Linked DNA regions of Homo sapiens: region 1 is linked to region 2. The links are chromatin loops, found by intact Hi-C in ENCODE. Cell type or tissue: heart right ventricle. All regions are shown on one strand. Each heading gives the region's core, and the rest is flanking DNA. Links, peaks and the distances in the headings are about the cores only. Region 1 has its middle 220 kb from the start of LINC00348. Region 2 overlaps DACH1 (dachshund family transcription factor 1).

Region 1 (9,116 bases), core at 329-8,328, 220 kb after region 2:
GTATGAATATCATGAATATTTGAAAACACTTAGGTCCATTGTAAGAGGCTATGTTGTCCTTACAACTTCCTTTCATGTTTAAATGCCAGGTGTTAGGGAAAACTTTTATTTGTCTTATTCTATCAAGATGAAGGTCACATTTTTATGACCATTGATGTCACCCTGTTTTCCATCTTATTCCTTGTATATTTTCAGGCACCGTGGCCAAAAATGAAAAGCACTTCCCTTTGTTTTCCTACGGGATCCCATAGCATTCTTATACCACAATAGTGGTCAAGGATCCAAATGACTTTTTCCTACTGTTAATCTGGCAGCGAAAACTATTTCATTTCTACAGAAGCAATTGCAATCTAAATTGCTTTTTGATCCATAGATACATTTATTTTCCTGTTTTCTTTTTCTTGCTATTGTTTTAGTTTTTCTCTGAAAACACAAAAGTAATACGGATTTTAAAATTCACCTCTGAAGAGAGGGCACACAAATATGCTTTTTGTATAAACTGGGTTAACATTTACATTTACAAGTCAATTCTTTCATATAGGTTTTCTATTTCAGCCAGAAATGATAAGCAGAAACCTACAATATGACCTAAACAATATCACCAACATCACACTTTTTGTTTTTCCGTGTAATTTTTATTTTAAGTCAATACACAGAACCTGATATTTTAAAGAGCAGTCTCGGGTTTTTTTCAACTGCTTCAGAATACATTTTTATAGATGAAGATTTGATAGCTTCATGGACTAGTATTACAAACTTGTGAAAAATCACAAGGAAAGCCCGAAAGGTAAAATAACTCTCAGTGACTTAGCTGCACTGGTAGCGAGCAGTAGCTTTTGACCTTGGACCCAGATCATGCTAAAGAACCAGTGGTTGTTAGAAAAAATGAATTAAGGAAATGTATGAAATCTATTTATAGGCAAAAGCACAGATGACCAGGGCCTGAAATACATTGGTCACATTTCTCAGTGTTAATATCTTTGCTGTGGTAAGTTTTTTGTCAGGATGTCAATTCTGCTAATATGATCTCTGTAGAGCCTCATAGCACAGCTGATGAAGAGTTCCTTTAGATGTGTATTTTCTTTCTACTTATCCAAATTATATAATGTAAACTCCAAGCTATCAGGAAAATTAGCTGAAGTAAATAAAACATTACTGTCTGCTAAAATACTTTTTGTATTCTCTTTAGTGTTAAAAATATTTCAATTCATGATAAATATAATATCTTTTGCAGATATTTATGAAAATGCAGACAAGCAAATTCCTTTCATGGTCAGATAGATGATTATAAAAAACAAGACTAAATTCAAACAAATATGGTTGGCTGGATCACAGTTTGAGTGAGGTCATAACCCTGAACAATTTTCTTAGATAATATCATCAGTAATACTTCTAAAATAAGGGCTGAGCATTCTTTACAAAAGGTCACAGTTTATAGGAACAATAACCTACAATAAAACTGTATATATATGACCTTCTTTGTTGGTATAAAAGCAGGATTAGTTCATAATTGGCCCACGAGCTTCGAGAAGGTACAAGGCAGAACATGAAAATGTTGGTGTGCTAGACGTAAGCCTGGATGATTTGAACGGAAGAAGAGGTCCCTGGTAGGGTAATAATAAATATTTGCGTTAGGTCATGAAAAGGGTAAGTGTCCCTTCTCACTTACCCTTTTCTAGTTGATAACTAAATTATTCTCACACTCTTAGTTTAGAAGGACAATTTCTGGAGAAGTAAAATCACACCAATTCCCTGAGATGGATCTGTTTTCTGAATAAATGCTGTTATTGTCTGTTATTCTCTTATTCATTTTTTTCTAAGATTCAGTATTTACTGTTGACTGTCTCCACAATTTTCAATTTAAGCACTGTCTCTCTTCTCCTCTCTCCACACCGCTACCCACCCCCTGTATACGTGTGTGTGTGTTTAATGTGTGTGTGAATGTTTATATTTAAGGCGTTAGTGAAGTGCCCAAGTCCAGAGTCACCAGAGCCACATTTTGCTTTTGTCAGAAGTGGTGTAGGACCTTGAAGAGCATGTTGAAAATGGTGTAGATAGAGAAGCTCCCTGTGTAGATTAATTCAGTGCACAGCTGGGGCTGGGAGGGCAAGCCCATTCTAGGGAATGAAGAATGGCCGATCAGGGGTGGAGCTGCCCGCCTCCCTCTCCACAATGTACTAATCCTCAATTTGGCACTGCTTTAAAAGAAAAGAAATCTAAATTGAGGCCAGCTGATTTCTTACTGAATCAGCCAGCTGGATGTGGAGCCAATTTCCGCAGCTTCCACGCTGTGGTAGCCAGGAAATATTTTAATTGAAAGAACTCTATGTTGACAAATACCAAAGACAACCTATTTATAACTTTTAACCAATATTTATGGAATTCCCTGATTTAATAACATATTCCTTTAAACTCAATTACAAACTAGAGTAATTGTTAGTCTAGAACCAAAGCTAAATGATGTGCAAACAAAATACAGCAAAAGTAAAGAAAAAGGAAAGAAGAACTAGTGAATGACGTACACAAATCAACAGGCATGTGTAATTGAGGTTGATAATATACATATATTCAGCAAAAGTAGTTTCAAGTCACGAGTAGGTGTGATTTTTAAAACACTTATAGTTTAGAAGATTTAATATTATACAATCAGTGAAGGTATCTTTTTAAGCACTTATAGTTTTAACAGCTAGGTATAAATAAGCATATTAGGTAGAGGTTTTTTGTTTTTTGTTTTTTGTTTTTTTGCTAGCCAATCTGAATGATTTCTTATTTCTTCCTCCTTTAAAGTGAAATTAGCTGTGCTTTAAATGACCCTAAAACAAAAACAAAATCCAGTAGAAATTTTCTCTCTTCCTTAACGTCAGTGATTAAAAGTGCTTAATTATATGGATGACATAATGTTATAAACTTTTAAATACATATTCTCCTTTTAAAAAATTGTGATGAAGTTTATTGACCTTGCATCATAATTAAAACTATTCAGTTTTGTAGTTGTTTTCCCATGAGTGATTTTTTAACGTTTGAAAGCAGTGCTTTGTCCTGGTAAGTTATCTCTTCTTTGTATATATTTTTTTTCTTAACTAACTCAACTTTTTACAATGTTTAATATAGTGCATGTAGTGACTTGTTTTTTTTTCTTATAATCAGAGATATTATCATAAAACTACTTTTACTCACCCAAGGAGAAGTGATGAATTAGAGAGTAAGAATGGTTTGCAACATGGTTCATTTCAAATTAAAATGGTAGCAAAGTGTAAAATTGATGATTTATGCACTTCTATTTACCTGTGAATCACATATAAAATCACACGATTACATTGGATTTGGGAAGATATTATTATCAAATTCATCTGCTTTGGAAAAGCTACTGTTGTTTTCTCCATTACTGTTACTGGTGATGGAGAATTATCAAATGTGGTAATGCTGATAGCTGTGGTGTGCTGTAAGGCAGCTCTCCCTAGTGGACACTGCTATACCCATGCTCAGCCTATGTCTCAAAAGTGAAGAATGTCCCCATGAACTTTTTGAGTATAATTATAAATAAATAAATATCAAAGTGTTAGGTATAGTGTATATGCATTTAAAAATATTGTTATCTCAAATGAAAAATTTGTTTTGTGGTAGGGATATTAAAATTCAATGTTTATATATCTCTCAAAATAGAGAAAGTATATTTGGACATCATGACCCTCCAAATTAGTTATTTATTGAAGTAACTAATATAAAGTGACAAGAGAAACATTTTACATTATTGTAGGAGAGATAAGAGGAATATTGACCTTCATGAAATCTGGAGTAAAAACATTAGCAAGTAAAACCCAAGTGTAAATTTAAAAAGAAAATGGTGGAGAACTGTTGGGAATTATTTAATCATAGAAGAATGTGCCTGCCACAGAATTTCATAAGTAATTTTATTGGAGAAAAAGATCCACCTCATTACTCATTATCCATTCTTATGAAATGTTCATCCACATGCACAATGATGCATTTGTAGACTTACACCCTCTTTGAAAAAAAGGCATTTTGCATTTAAATTGCTCTTCCATTTCTAAAGTAGCTGTAAGGAGGAGAGTGTGAGCCTCAAAAGAATAATATGTAATAAAAATAGCTAAAACAACATTGAACATAGTTTGAAACAATGCATTTTGTTTTAATTTATAATAATTAATTTATTAGATTGTTTTATTTTGATTCCATAAAGTTATGGACAATAATTATAGGGGGAACAACCTCTCATATAGTACTCGAGGCAAAGTGATAGATAATGGTCTACTGTCTCTGGGAGTATAGTCAGCAAGAAAAAGGCCCATTAAGCACATAATCTATGTCCATTTATGGATATTCACAACTTCTCATTTAAAAAGTAAGAAAAAAAAAGACAGACATAAAAGCAGAATCACTCCATCCGCAACCTTCAACACCCATCTAATTGTTTTTCATTCCTGAAAACCTTAACCTTTGTTCTGAAAAAGCACGTAGAAAGGAATTACCCAGCTTTGTTTCTATGTCATTGTTAAGGGAAGTGAGATGGTTGTTCTTAGTATTATTTTAGGAAAGTGGGAGCTCCATCAGCCCTTAGGGCTATCAAATAGGGTTCAACCAGCAGAGTATATATATGCTTATTGACTGGTGGACCATTTGACCAAATCTATGAATAAGTAAACACTATGTAAAGAAAGGGGAAATTCCATCTCCCAATCCACCTCTGCCTCTATGTAGGTTTTTTTTTTTTTTTGATCAATTTCAATTAAAGAAGAGATTAGAAGAACAAGATCAGGATTAAAGATGTAACCTCTCATTCAAAGTAACATGGAGGTCTCCAATTAGCATATCATTAAAAAAAAAAACAGGAAACATAGTATTCATATTGTGAAAATGCTCATTATTTAAAATTTGGGGCCAACAAATGTTTACTAAAAAAGAAGATAGAGAGAGAGAGGAAAGGTTGAGGAGGGAGGGGAAAAAATAGAAATATTTTCGGAAGAGGAAACCAGCACTCACTGGCCTGCCGTGGATTAGCCAAGATCTAAACCTTCCACAGATTTCTGAGGTGGTAATTCTCATATGGAGAAATTGAGAAAGGAAACAAAGCAGTTTCCTCATCACTTAGAAAGACTCAGGTGACTGAGGTGTGAGCACTCCTTAAAAAGGGATTTTTTTCCTCTACGTGGGCTAAAAGGGCACATCTGCAAAATAGCTGCATGAAAGTAGAATGTGTTCCGGTGTACACATGAGCAGGAAAAACATAATGCACTAGATAGGCACATTAGAAAAATAATTGTTACTGCTCCTGTGAGAAGACTTCTCCATCCTGTGTTTATGCCAAACTCTCCTTTTCAGAGGGCAGGTTGGCGTTAAAAAAGAATCACTGATGTTACATATGTGTATGAAGTCTTGGGTTTCTCACTTTCTCCTATACTTTACTTTGTATGAGGTTAAAAAATTAGCATTTTATCATCATATTAAACTTCATTATCAATGTGTATTTCCTGATTTAATTTTTAATGATTTTGAATATGAGAAGTAATGCAGCAAGTGAGCTTTACTTTATATTTGTTATACATACATATTAGCTATTATTGAATAATTTTCTTTATTGTCATTGTTAGAAAATTTAGAATTGTTCAATAATTTCTTGATATTAGATTACTAACTATATTAATATGCTTTTCCCAACTTTTAAAAAATAGTACTTGAATTGCAAGTATAAGAACGTGGCATACCTTCAAAGTAACTACTTAGACGACTATGACAATACTCTTAACATTTAATATTTTAACCTGTTGTCTAAGTGTTTTTCAAGGCTATCATTTAATTCAATAATACAACTAATTCCTCTAGAAGTGCTAGATTTAGTAGTGATTTCTATATATGTATATTATTGTAATACAAGAAATTGTAGCATTTCTTATTTTTTCAGAAATGCACATTTCATTTCTTATAAGTACTATTTACAACAGTAGGCATATGATAATCTTTAATAATATTGGTATTATGCAGGTTCAATTATCTGTGTTAAATATGGCAGCAATAGAACCAAAACTCTGTTCACCCACAGAGGAGTAACTCTTCTTGTCATTAAAAACAAAACAAAACAAAACAAAACCTGCCTGATAAACTACATGCTACATTTTCTTTTTTTTCTTTTTTCTTTTTTTTTTTTTTTTTGAGATGGAGTCTCGCTCTGTCGCCCAGGCCAGAGTGCAGTGGCGCGACCTCGGCTCACTGCAAGCTCCGCCTCCCAGGTTCACGCCATTCTCCTGCCTCAGCCTCTGGAGTAGCTGGGACTACAGGCACCCGCCAAAGCGCCCGGCTAATTTTTTGTATTTTTAGTAGAGACGGGGTTTCACCGTGTTAGCCAGGATGGTCTCGATCTCCTGACCTCGTGATCCGCCTGCCTCGGCCTCCAAAAGTGCTGGGATTACAGGCGTGAGCCACCGCGCCCGGCCCTACAGTGCTACATTTTTATTCCCGTGAAAAAATTTCCAGGTGTTCCCTAAATGAGCTGTATCCTTTCTCAAACAGTGAAAAGCGACATGCTATATAATATGAGGTAGTGAAGCCCAATAATAGCAAATGTTATAAATATTACTAAGTATAGATGATAGCTAATTGATTAATAAAAATATATCTAGCCATTGTTGTAAGCAAGCATTATTTTTAGATATGAGTCTAAAACTTCATTTGACATTATTTAAAGGTAATATAGTGTTTCTGTTTTAATATTTTCTAAATGTCTTAAAGTCTTTCCATACTTTCGAACAAAAATTTTCAGAAAGAAAATTTAAATAGCCCTTAAGACCATGAAATTATTGAATGAATAACTTTGTTTTGACTATTAGTGACACTGGCCCTTTAAAGGGCAATAACACATAATCAGCCATTCCTTGACCATTCAAATAGAAATCTAAGTACGTTTTACAGTTGAATAGTTGCATTGCAATGTGAAATGGGGTGTATCAACAGAAATAACCCTTTTCATTTTACCTAATCCCAGGAAATAAAAGCTTTAGCTAATAATAACCCATCCTTACATTAGAAATGTAATTCTAGTAACGGAAAAATCTGAAATAGCTGACCACATACCATTCATCATAGAATGTCAAACAGCCATCAGTTCAAGAATAGAATCCAGTTGCCAAACTAGTAGATATGAAAGTACTATATTTGCAGATCCTCTCTTTGTGAGAAGAAAACAACAGTGGAGGACTCCCAAGCCCACCCGCTTTGAAATGTTGGCATTGGTGTTGGAGTCAGAAATACCAAGCACTCAAATGTATATTGGATTTCTTCCATTTATCATTTTAAAAAACTTTATCTGACACATATGTTTTGTAACCCAGCTGAATTAAAGGCGCTTCCATACAGAAACATAAAAAAGACATGTTAAAAATTATCAGCCAACTTTGAACAAGGTGATTACTGTATAACTTGAGAAAACAAATTTGCAGAAACAGCAACTATAACCACCTTTCATCTCATTCGCAAAAGGCTCATAGATTAAACCACTGAACAGTAGACTATTTGATTTTTTAATATATTTAAGTATTATTTTTAATAGTTTCTATGACATTGTTTTAATCATTTGATTTTATATGTGTGTGTGTTCTAATGACTGCGTGTGTGTGTGTATGCCAGCTATTTATTGCTTTTAATTTACTGTGCTTTAAAATAAACATGCTGACCTGCACCCATTCAATTTCCATAAAGCAGTAAGTTAATACAAATTTGTAGAAGTAACAAAAGGGTATAATAAGAGATGTTACTAAGGTTTTCCACTTTAAAATAAGATTTATAGATTAAAATTTTACACACATACATAAACAACAATTTAAGTAAATATGAAGGAAGGTAAAAAATTAAGACATTACCTACTGATTGGTAGCCTTGCCCATATCTCTATTTTTGTCTTAATCTATCTCCTCCTACCCACATGCTGGCTTCTACATTTTTTTTGGCTTTTTTTAGAAAATGCTTTTTGCATTTTAAAATGTATCTATAAATAATATGTTTTAATTTTTGCTTATTTTCAGAATCTGTAAAAAAATATGAGTCACAATTTAATTACTTCTTGTTTCCTGTTTTCCCTTTTGAAATTATGTTTGTAAGATTCATCAATATTATTGGATATAGCTCTAGCTGATCATTTTACATTGTTGTATATGTATCTCAATTTAGTTATTTATTCCTCTGTTGATAGCCATTTAAGTTTTTTCCAGTTTCTTTAACTGGAAATTGTTTCTTTAACTATTCTTATAGATGTATCCTAGAACCTGTAAGATGTATTTATCCTGGTTACATATTTGAGAGTGGAATTAATTAGGACATCTCAGCATGCGTAGTTCTTCAATATTGGAATAAAGCACAGATTTTAAAGTAGTTGTGACAATTTTCATCCTTACTAGCAACATGAGTTCCTGAGATCAAAGTTTTGACAAATGCATAAACCTGTGTAACTCAATATCTAGATTTTGAAATCTAGAAATCTAGAAATCTTTGTCATCATTCCAGAAAGTTTCCTCATGCCGTTTCCCAGTTGATGTTTAGTTCCACCTCAACAGAAGCATCCACTAATATGAATTTTCTTCACCGTAGATTAGCTGTTCCTTTTCTAGAAATTTATATAGGAGAAATTCTACAGTATATATTATTTTAGGCAAAGATATTTTTCTTTCTTTTAACTGGAATAATCAGTCATTTGGAGATTCATCCAGATATTGTGTGTATTAGAAGTTTGGTGATTTTTATTGACAATATTCCATTGTATGCATATACAAATATTTGATTATCCACTCTCCTCTTGAGTGTCAACAGGGCTCTTCTTAGTTCTGGAGCATTAGGAATAAAGTTACTGTTAACATTCTTGGTCAAGTCTTTTGTTTCTAATGTGTGTTGCATTACTTTTTTCTTAGAGACCTAGATGTGAAGTTGTTGGATCATAGGGTATATACATACTTGCCTTTCAAAAAAGCACTTCCAGACATTTTACATAGTGTTAGTAACTCTTTACTCCTGTCAGTAAAGCATGAAATTTTGTATTACTCTATGTTCTTGCCAAATGTTAGTGTTGACAATCTTTTAATTTTAGCCATTCTGATTGGTGTGTTGTGGTAACT
Region 2 (9,116 bases), core at 835-8,834:
CTGTAAGTCCAGTTGCTTTCCACATCTTGTTCTTCCTGGTTGCTTTTAGATTAGGATTGTTAAATTATTCCCTTCTTACTCTTTTACAATATATTATTATTGTTGTTGTTATTTGTTTTGTTAACTTACAGCTCCAAAGAATCATATTTCATGTCATTCTTATGATGGGAATTTACATCTTTGAGCAAGCTTTTTTTTTTCTTAAATCAAATATGCTGTCACTCAATGAATTTCCTAGTAATACATTTTCTTTCATTTAGACAGGTATATTAATAGTAAGTGGAAGTATTTACTCATTAAAATAGTTAGGTGGATTGGGAACTGAAATGTATTGAGCCTTTCCTGTGTATTCTAATTTAAAGGCAAGATCACCTAAGATCAGAATGACTGATTAACTTTCTCACAGTCACACTACTAGTTAATGGGGTTTCTGGGTTTCTGGCATTGAATCGAGATTTATGACTTCAAAGTCCTTGTTGCTTCCACCAAAACTTTTTACCCAGGCTTACATGTCCCTTTTATAAGATAACCACTCCCAACCACATCACTCATTTTAGATAGTTAGCTTGTTGCCTCTTAATGACCAAAAAGTCCAAAACAGTGTACTGCCAACGAATGATATACAATTGAAAAAATGTTTCCTTTCCTGCTTTTTACTTTTTCATCAGCCATTGTGCCTATATTATGTTTATAGACACTTCTAGACACACTGGGGGAAACCCCACTCTAAGCAAAGAAAATAAAGTGACAGTGAAAAAATTAAGACAGTAATCATATTTAGAGAAAAAAATCTACAACTTAACATGTAATGAATTTATGATAAATTTACAATGTCAGCGACAGATCCAATTTTGATTTAATATATGACATTTGGTGAGCCCCTTTGTTTCTTTTGACGTATGCATTTGAATAGAAGTTGCTAAATGGTATCCCAAGACTTTCATACTTTAACAGCACTAAATTGTATCCTACTTATACTTACCACTTTTAAGATCTTTATGAAAGTATTGTTCAAGTTTGATTGTCATATAATTGTTAATGCACATTTCAATTTCTAATATGACTTTTAAGATCGGTGTGGGAATGGGGGTTCCTTAGGCACTTCTATGGAAGCTAATAGTTAAGAAATGCTAGAAATCACATCTAGACTGAAATCTCTGCCCCATTGTTTCCCCCACCCCTTTAGCAATAGCTTAACCTCAAAAGGTCATTGTGAAGATTAAATAAAATAATCCATGTAAAGCACTTAGCACATGCTGGGCAATAGTTTGTATACAGTTAAGTTTTAGATGTTAGTATTAAATTTTATTATTACAATATATTTACTACAGGTCTTGGCAATTGGTAAACACTGAAGCTGTTATTACTTTTAATATGTAATTTACTTTTCCCTTTTTGGGAAATCGACTTGTGTTTATAATACAATGTTGAATTATTCCCATAGTAAAGTGTTTGTGGAAATGTCCAAGAACTTTTTAATGTTACCTAACCACGTTTTCCATATTTAAAAGTGTCTTTATTTAGATTGAAAAGGGGGATGTGGGGGAGAAGGAGAGGTTTCTTAGAAACACAACAAACAAACAAATCAGGACTAAAACTGTTTTCGGGGCTGCCTGCACTGCATATTGACTATTGATTAGTCATTTAGAAATAAGTAATCACCATGGGTATTACCTTAAACCATTTTTCTCGATCTTAAAATATAAATATTAGAATTATGTTACTATGAACAAAACAAAACAATAAATTTCCCTCTAGTCCCTTGGCACTGGTTTCTGGTGTTTGGCAGCATTTCTATAAAGCTAATCAATTTAAGATGTCACTGATTAAATTGAACAAAAGGTGATATTGATTGTAGGCAGTAAGCAATAAACGGACTATTGTTCTATAGTTATTATAGGTCATTGTTAACTACTCATTTAACTAGACAATCAGTTATTAATATTAAACAGAAAGTTTTAGCGATACCCATAAATGTTAACATTTTATAAAATTTTAGAATTTTTTTTATTTCAGCATAAATATTTTATTCTTTTTTATTTATTTTATTTTATTATTATTATACTTTAAATTTTAGGGTACATGTGCACAATGTGCAGGTTAGTTACATATGTATACATGGCCATGCTGGTGTGCTGCACCCATTAACTCGTCATTTAGCATTAGGTATATCTGCTAATGCTATCCCTCCCCCCTCCCCCCACCCCACAACAGTCCCCAGAGTGTGATGTTCCCCTTCCTGTGTCCATGTGTTCTCATTGTTCAATTCTCACCTATGAGTGAGAATATATTTTATTCTTTTAAAAATATATTTTAAAAAGTAATACTGTTTTTTAATGTAACTGGATATGCTTGAACTCCAAATGCTGAAGGCCTCTTGTGGGTTTTTGTGGGAAATTACTTCTTACATAAATTAAACTATACGTGATATAGACATAGTAGGCATTGTTTAAGTATGAAGCTGCTCAAAATAGTAATAGAATGTAACTCATTATAATTATTTACTATGTAAAAATATTTAAATACATTATTTTCGTAGAGCTAGTTTTCTAAACTGGTCCTTACGAAAAAGAAACCATTGTTATTATATGTCTGTGTTGGGACATTTCATGAAGTTTTGTGATGTTATTTCAATTAGACAGAGAAAATTTAGGCATAATGATTGAGCTTAGTTTGTAATATATCTGTTGTCTTTTTTTTTTTTTTTTTTTGAGACAGGGTGCTGCTCTGTCACCCAGGCTGGAGTGCAGTGGTGCAATCACAGCTCACTGCATCCTCAACTTTCCAGTCTCCAGCAATCCTCCCACCTCAGCATCCTGAGTATTTGGGACCACAGACGTTGTGTGTGAGAATGCCCAGCTAATTTTCATATTTTTTGTAGACACAGGGTTTTGCCATGTTGCTCAGGCTGATCTCGAACTCCTGAGCTCAAGCGATCCACTTGCCTCGGCCTCCCAAAGTGATATGATTACAGGCGTGAGCCGCCGCACCCTGCCTGGCATCATGTTTTTCTAGTAAAAATAATGTAATAGGGGGTTGGCACTATGAGAGTTCGGGAGATAAATTACTTTAATCTGGGAATATCAAGAATGATGGATTGAAAGTGGAAGTTTAGAGAGGGGAAGTAGACATCGTGCAACTAAATTGCCATTAAATATTGAAACAGAGAGTTATTAACAGAAAATATAAATGTCTTGTTAGCATAAATAAAGTTGAAAAAAATAAATTAAGTTGGCTTGCTCATAAACATGTTTGTGGTTGGGCTTAAATAGTATCTGGAAGACCAATAGTCAAAAATAGTGATATATGGAAACTGGGAAAGATATTAGCAGGGGACCCTAAAGATCAATGCTAGATCCATTTTGATTTAACATCATAATTAGTAGCATGGAAGAGTGGTTAAACAGTGCACCGGTGAAATTCACAAGTGATCCTAATTTAAAAGTTGTGACACATCTCTGCGGTCAGTATAAACATGCAAAATAAACTTGGGGAATTTAGAAATTTAAGGAAGAATGAAATAAGATTACCTTTGTAAGAAAGAAAATTTAATTTTAACATCTGTTTTTAAAGAATATTAAGAAGCTCAACAAATATCAATGATAGTATATGCCCACTTACATCTTTTTATGGTACTATAGTAACAACAATTAGCTGCGGGGCTGAGGGGAGTATCAGACAAGAGGTAGAAAAATCAGCTGCATTTAAATTTCATATATGTATTTGTACCGATGATACTTTTTACTACTATGAATTCCAAATAACTAGGAAGTTGCTTTTTCATTATAGTCAATACGTTAATTTTTAAGCATTTTTATACAGTATAGTATTATCTTCAGATTTATGAAAAATATATTTATAAGGTTTTGCTTTGAGTTTTTTTAACCTTTATTATCAAGTGAAAAAAATGATGGTTCAGTTGGAGCAAGTTATCCAATTAACTTGTTCATCAAACATCATCACAACAAAAAATGTATATAATGACTACAAAAGCTGAAGAAGGTTATCATTTAGTAATATAGATAACAACTAACTCTAATAGTTCATATTCACAAAGCCTGCTTCCTCTTTTTGTATTCATCCCCCATGGTAAGGATATCCTAGCCATCTTAGAGAAACTTTAAGAAACACAGTGGCTTCTTTAAGATAGAGCATAAATACAATTAATTTTTTTTCTGAGAAATGTTATACTTCAAGAGTCATAAAAGTGATCTGAAAATATTTAAGTAACAGAAAAAGAACCCCCATTTTAAATCTGTTCATTACAATACAGATTTGTATGAGCAAAATAAAAAATTGGTATACAAATGCATGGTTATGGAAAGTGTGTTATTAATTTGATAGCATGTATATATTTAGACATTCTAAGCATATAAACTCTTTGATATAAATTCTTCTTTAGAAAAAAACATAATCATTTAAACTATAAATATAAAAATGCTTATAGTGCATTATCCTACCTCCCATGGTTAGGGACAGAATGCAGACATGCCACAATAATGTTGTTTTATTTCTACTGTTCAAACCATATTAATGAGAACATCATTTTGGAGAACTAATTATTTCTATTTGTCTTGTGTCACACTTTCTAATTCCCCTATATTAGCACAGCCAAAGCAAATTAATTGCTTTTCCAGTAGTTGAACCTTGTCCAAGAATGAGCTCACATTCCCTTCCAGTTTCCCTGTTTCTGGGAGTGCATTGTGTCAGAAATTTCTCTTGATACTAAACATAGTCTTGAGAATATCTTTACAGATTTCTGTGTGCTCACTTGATGAAATTTCTAAGTTTAAGTGACCCGCCAAGAAAGATAAAGTTCTTAGCTGCAAGATTATACATCAAAACAGTTAAAGTGAAATTAAAATTAAATGAATGAATCTCACTGAAGCAAAAAAAGCAGTAATTAATGGTTCCCTTAATTGTCTTCATAAAATATTTGCATGGGTCTAATTTGCATAATTTGCATGTATTAATTAATCTTTCAAAGGAATTTTGTGCTGAGAGAAGCCAAAAAATCTCTTTGTTTTATTTAAGAGCTAATGAAATATTTATCTTCTTTAATGAACTTCTCATCTTCATTAAAATAAAAATTGCACAAGTTTGTATGTTTTAAATGTTTTTATAATTGAAGTATTCAAAAAATCTCTTTAGTCTTACAACAGCTGAAAAACAAACATATTATTTTGCATTCAGTATCATTTTAACAACAGCAACACTTTAAAATAAAGAAAGTTCAATTTCACTTTCTCAAAGATGGCAAATCATATGGCAAATACATACAGCGATTTAGTTTTAAAAATAAGATTTATAAAGACCAGCTCATTTTTTTTAATGACAATGTTATTTTTATGGCTGAAATACTGGGCAATTAGAGGGTATGGGTATTTTTCTCATCCATATGAGAAAAATCAGAATGTTTAATTGTTTGGGAAATGGTTCATTGGTTGAAAATATTTTAGCTGGTTAAAAGAAATTAGTCTGTAAAAATCTATTTGTTATTATTAACAACTGTTAGATTGACTGACAGTGTTTCCTGGCAGAAACTACACAGTTCTAACTTTATTCTAAATCTATCTGCTAAAGAATTGCAGCAGGAGTTTCTCCTCTCACAAACTAAGAGATCATAATGAAAACCAAGAGCCGTGCCTTGGAAGGGATGAAATCCAAAATCTCATCAAGTGCCAAATAGTATACGTTCAAGGGAACTGAGGAGGAATGGAAGGAGAGAGCCTGGAAGTTAAAAAGACATAAGGGAAAGGATATTGGTGATCTCTTAATGGGATTGTTTTTGACACAGCAGTGTTTCAGGATATTACCAAAAAAGAACATCATCTAATACTTCCAAAGCAATTTAAGGTTTACACAACTTTTTTACAGGCATTATTTTTATTGATCTTCACAGTAAACCCATTTTATATTTGACGAAACTGAGGTACATAGATGTAAGTCACTTGGACTCAAACTGTAAATCCAGAATCTTTGAGTTCCTTTGTCTCCATACGCCTTGCTTCCTACGTGACAGCAATCTTTTTATGTCATGAGAATTTATGAAGTGGCTGTGAGTGACTAAATGTTAAAGTAGATAATGAGGGTGGCATAAATTTATGAGGATTAAGATTCAAAATGCAAATATATAGTCTTTCTATGTAAAGTTTAGTAATGTGATAAAATCAATTAAATTGACTTTAAGTTTCCTGTAGGATTCATCTTTAGTAAAAAGGCATTTTCATTAGCTTGCATTTTTCTCAAGACGTTTTCTCTAAAATAAAACAAAGTTTAGTTTTCTCTAAAATAAATTCACTAGTTTACAGGGATAATTAATAAATCAGTTACACAATAAATGCCAATACAGATTTTATTTTACTAATATCGATAATGTATTTAAATAACTGGTTTTAAAATGAGTAAAATTAACATTAATACAGTTTAGTGCTAAGAGAGTAGTGCTGAACTGAGAGTAATAGTCTAGTGTCAATACTATCATTCATTAATGTTGTGACCTTGGTAACTCACTTTAACTGCTAAGTCCTGTTCTAACACTGATATTTTTATTCTGTCAAAATGGCAAAGACATCTACTTTGTTCACTGAGTATAGACACACAAACACATGCACACACACGCATATGTATTCATGGTTTATGTGTGTGTGTGTGTGTGTGTGTGTGTGTGTGTGTGTGTGTGTGTAGATAGATAGATTCTAGACCTGGAATTCCTGGGTTCAAATTCCCATGCTGCTGTTAACTGTATAATACTAAGTATAATACCAAGTGTGTAAATTACACTGTTTGATGTTTTGGGTTCCTAATCTGTAAAACAAAGATGATAATAACATTTTATTTGTGAAATTGTTATGAAGATTAAATGAATTAATACACGTAAAGAAGTTAGAACAGTAACTGGTAGAGGCCGAGTGTTGAAAAGATTTTGCTATTTTTACAATTATGCACAAATTTAATGTAATAGTAGTTGAAATTGTGTTTATTTTTGGTAAAAATTAAACATATCTTGCATTCTCCTCAGTCAATGATTTTTTTTTTCTGTATGTGATACATAGCTGTTCTTTGAGGCATGATTGAGCTGGAAAATGAAATAAATATTCACCAGATTTTCCAGAGCATTTAAAAAATTCATGACATGGTGTGAATTTCAATAATTACATCAATTAAAACAATATAGCACAAGGAGTTTTATTTGCAGCTACATATTATATATAATTATTTATCTCTTTCAGAATAAAAAATAAACTAGTTATTGTTGGCTCAAATTTAAGATGGAAGCATTAGAGTGTCTTGATTTTTCTATTATATTTGGCAAATTTCTCCTAATATGATTTGTATTTTCATATAGTGTGGAGTAACTGCAGACTCTTCTAATTCATATATAATCACACTCCAGAGATAGTAAATCTCCAAACATAGTTCCACTTAAGCTTACTAATTACACCTATAAAACGATGAATGATGGCTACAAATTATTGGATCTGACTTTCATTCTTTATTTATTTCTCCCTGGGAGAAAGAGTGCTGGATGGGGAGATTTTAGACCATAAATTATTTCCATACATATTCAGGTGTGCTATGTTTAACTTTGATTTCATACCCTGGTTTAACATTTACATTTAGTTCATAAGGCTTATGAAGTCATCTTAACAGAATTAAGAACTAATTATTTGATTTCTATGGTAAAACAATATTATATTAATAATTTTGATGTCTTTATTTTCTTAGTGGTTTATACTGGTTAATATAGTTTTAGGCCTCTCTTGTTCCAAAGTATCATTGTCTTTTGACTGTCCTTACCAAATTTCTCCAGAGAAGTTATATACAATTTCACAACCTGGGCCTTATTCATAGTTAAAGGATAGTGATTTGGAGAGAAATTTCACTAATGAGAAATGTAAGATAGCAAGAATGGAAAGCACTTTCCTCTTCTAAACCCAATAGATAGTAATGAGTGCCAGCCAACCCCAATGGGACCATAAGCCCAGTAGTACCATATTTATTCTCTAAAGGAACTCCAAATACATATTTATATGCAAAGTTGCAGATTCTTAAAAGCAATGTAGAAGCCTGAGTATGATGCGGGCTTATTTATGTTCTCTGATAATAGTAAGAGAGATTTTTTAAAACCTCTGAATAAAAAACAATTATAATACAGCATAAACAAATTTGAAAATAGCAGTTCAGTCATAAATAAAGGAAAAAGCTCCCAAAGCTCTTTTGAATGAATGCGATGACTTCTCCTAACTGCTTTGAATTCAGACTTACTTTTGAGATAATATTTTGAGGGCCATCTTCCTACATCTTCTTTTACATTTATGCCATTCAGATTAACACCATTGTGTTAGGCACTTAAGTGGTATAAATATTGCAAAGGATAAAAATGCCCAATATTTTTATTATGTAAATTCTAATTATTCTTCTTAAATGATTTGAAGGAAGAACATTTAAAGAAATTGCAGAAGATGCCTTAATTTAAAGGGTTGATTTATTATATAATATAGTAGCTAATAGGCTTGTATTTCCCTAAGAGTTCAGGACCTAGCCTGGTTAATGTGTCAAAGTCTCAATTACAGAAAATAGTGAAGTAAATGTAATAGATAAGAGAAAAATATGTTAATGGAATAAAGTCACAGGTTTACTGTTTATCCTTTGGAATACATTTCTTGTAATTCTTCATATCTTTGCTGGAGGAGACCCCATTGAGGTTTGTAACATATTTGCACTTACTTTCCAAGGGTTACCAGCAGTGGAGTCAAATGGGACTGGAATAAGCTTTTTCTCCATGTTGTTTCATTATTCATAGATATTTTATTGTAGTCTTGTAATGAGATTTTAAAATACAGGCCAAATTCAACCAGTGACTTATTGCTCCTTTTTACACCCACTAATATAACAAATGAAGGCAAGTAGCCCTAATGCTTTGACTGGTTTGGTTTCAAACTAGACAGAAACCTCTTCACTGGCTCCCAACAAGACAACCGTGTCAAGCCCAAATCAAGGGCACAGGATGGGGCATCAACACCACCCAATCATCCACCCAGAAAACATGTAAATACACTGAAGAATATGAGCTGTCATGTTAAACAATAGAACAAATCTCATTTTGATCAAGA

Evidence for each region. Peaks named below come from ENCODE experiments on the same cell type or tissue, not always from the same donor. Only the 100,000 strongest peaks of a DNase experiment are listed, where the experiment ranks them.
Region 1: it touches region 2 in a loop (2.4-fold over the local background); 8 of 110 quality-filtered maps call a loop at or near these places.

The regions. Positions count from the first base shown.
Region 1 is chr13:71,235,453-71,244,568 of GRCh38, reverse strand. No RefSeq gene overlaps it. Among named protein-coding and RNA genes, the nearest start is that of LINC00348, 220 kb to the right of the region's middle. In heart right ventricle, for the core only: a CTCF peak has its summit at 3,469 (motif pointing left); no DNase peak of the experiment used is centred there; H3K27ac peaks cover 734 bases.
Region 2 is chr13:71,460,441-71,469,556 of GRCh38, reverse strand. The region is part of intron 10 of DACH1 (dachshund family transcription factor 1); the gene reads left to right. Among named protein-coding and RNA genes, the nearest start is that of DACH1, 400 kb to the left of the region's middle. In heart right ventricle, for the core only: no CTCF peak of the experiment used is centred there; no DNase peak of the experiment used is centred there; H3K27ac peaks cover 1,012 bases.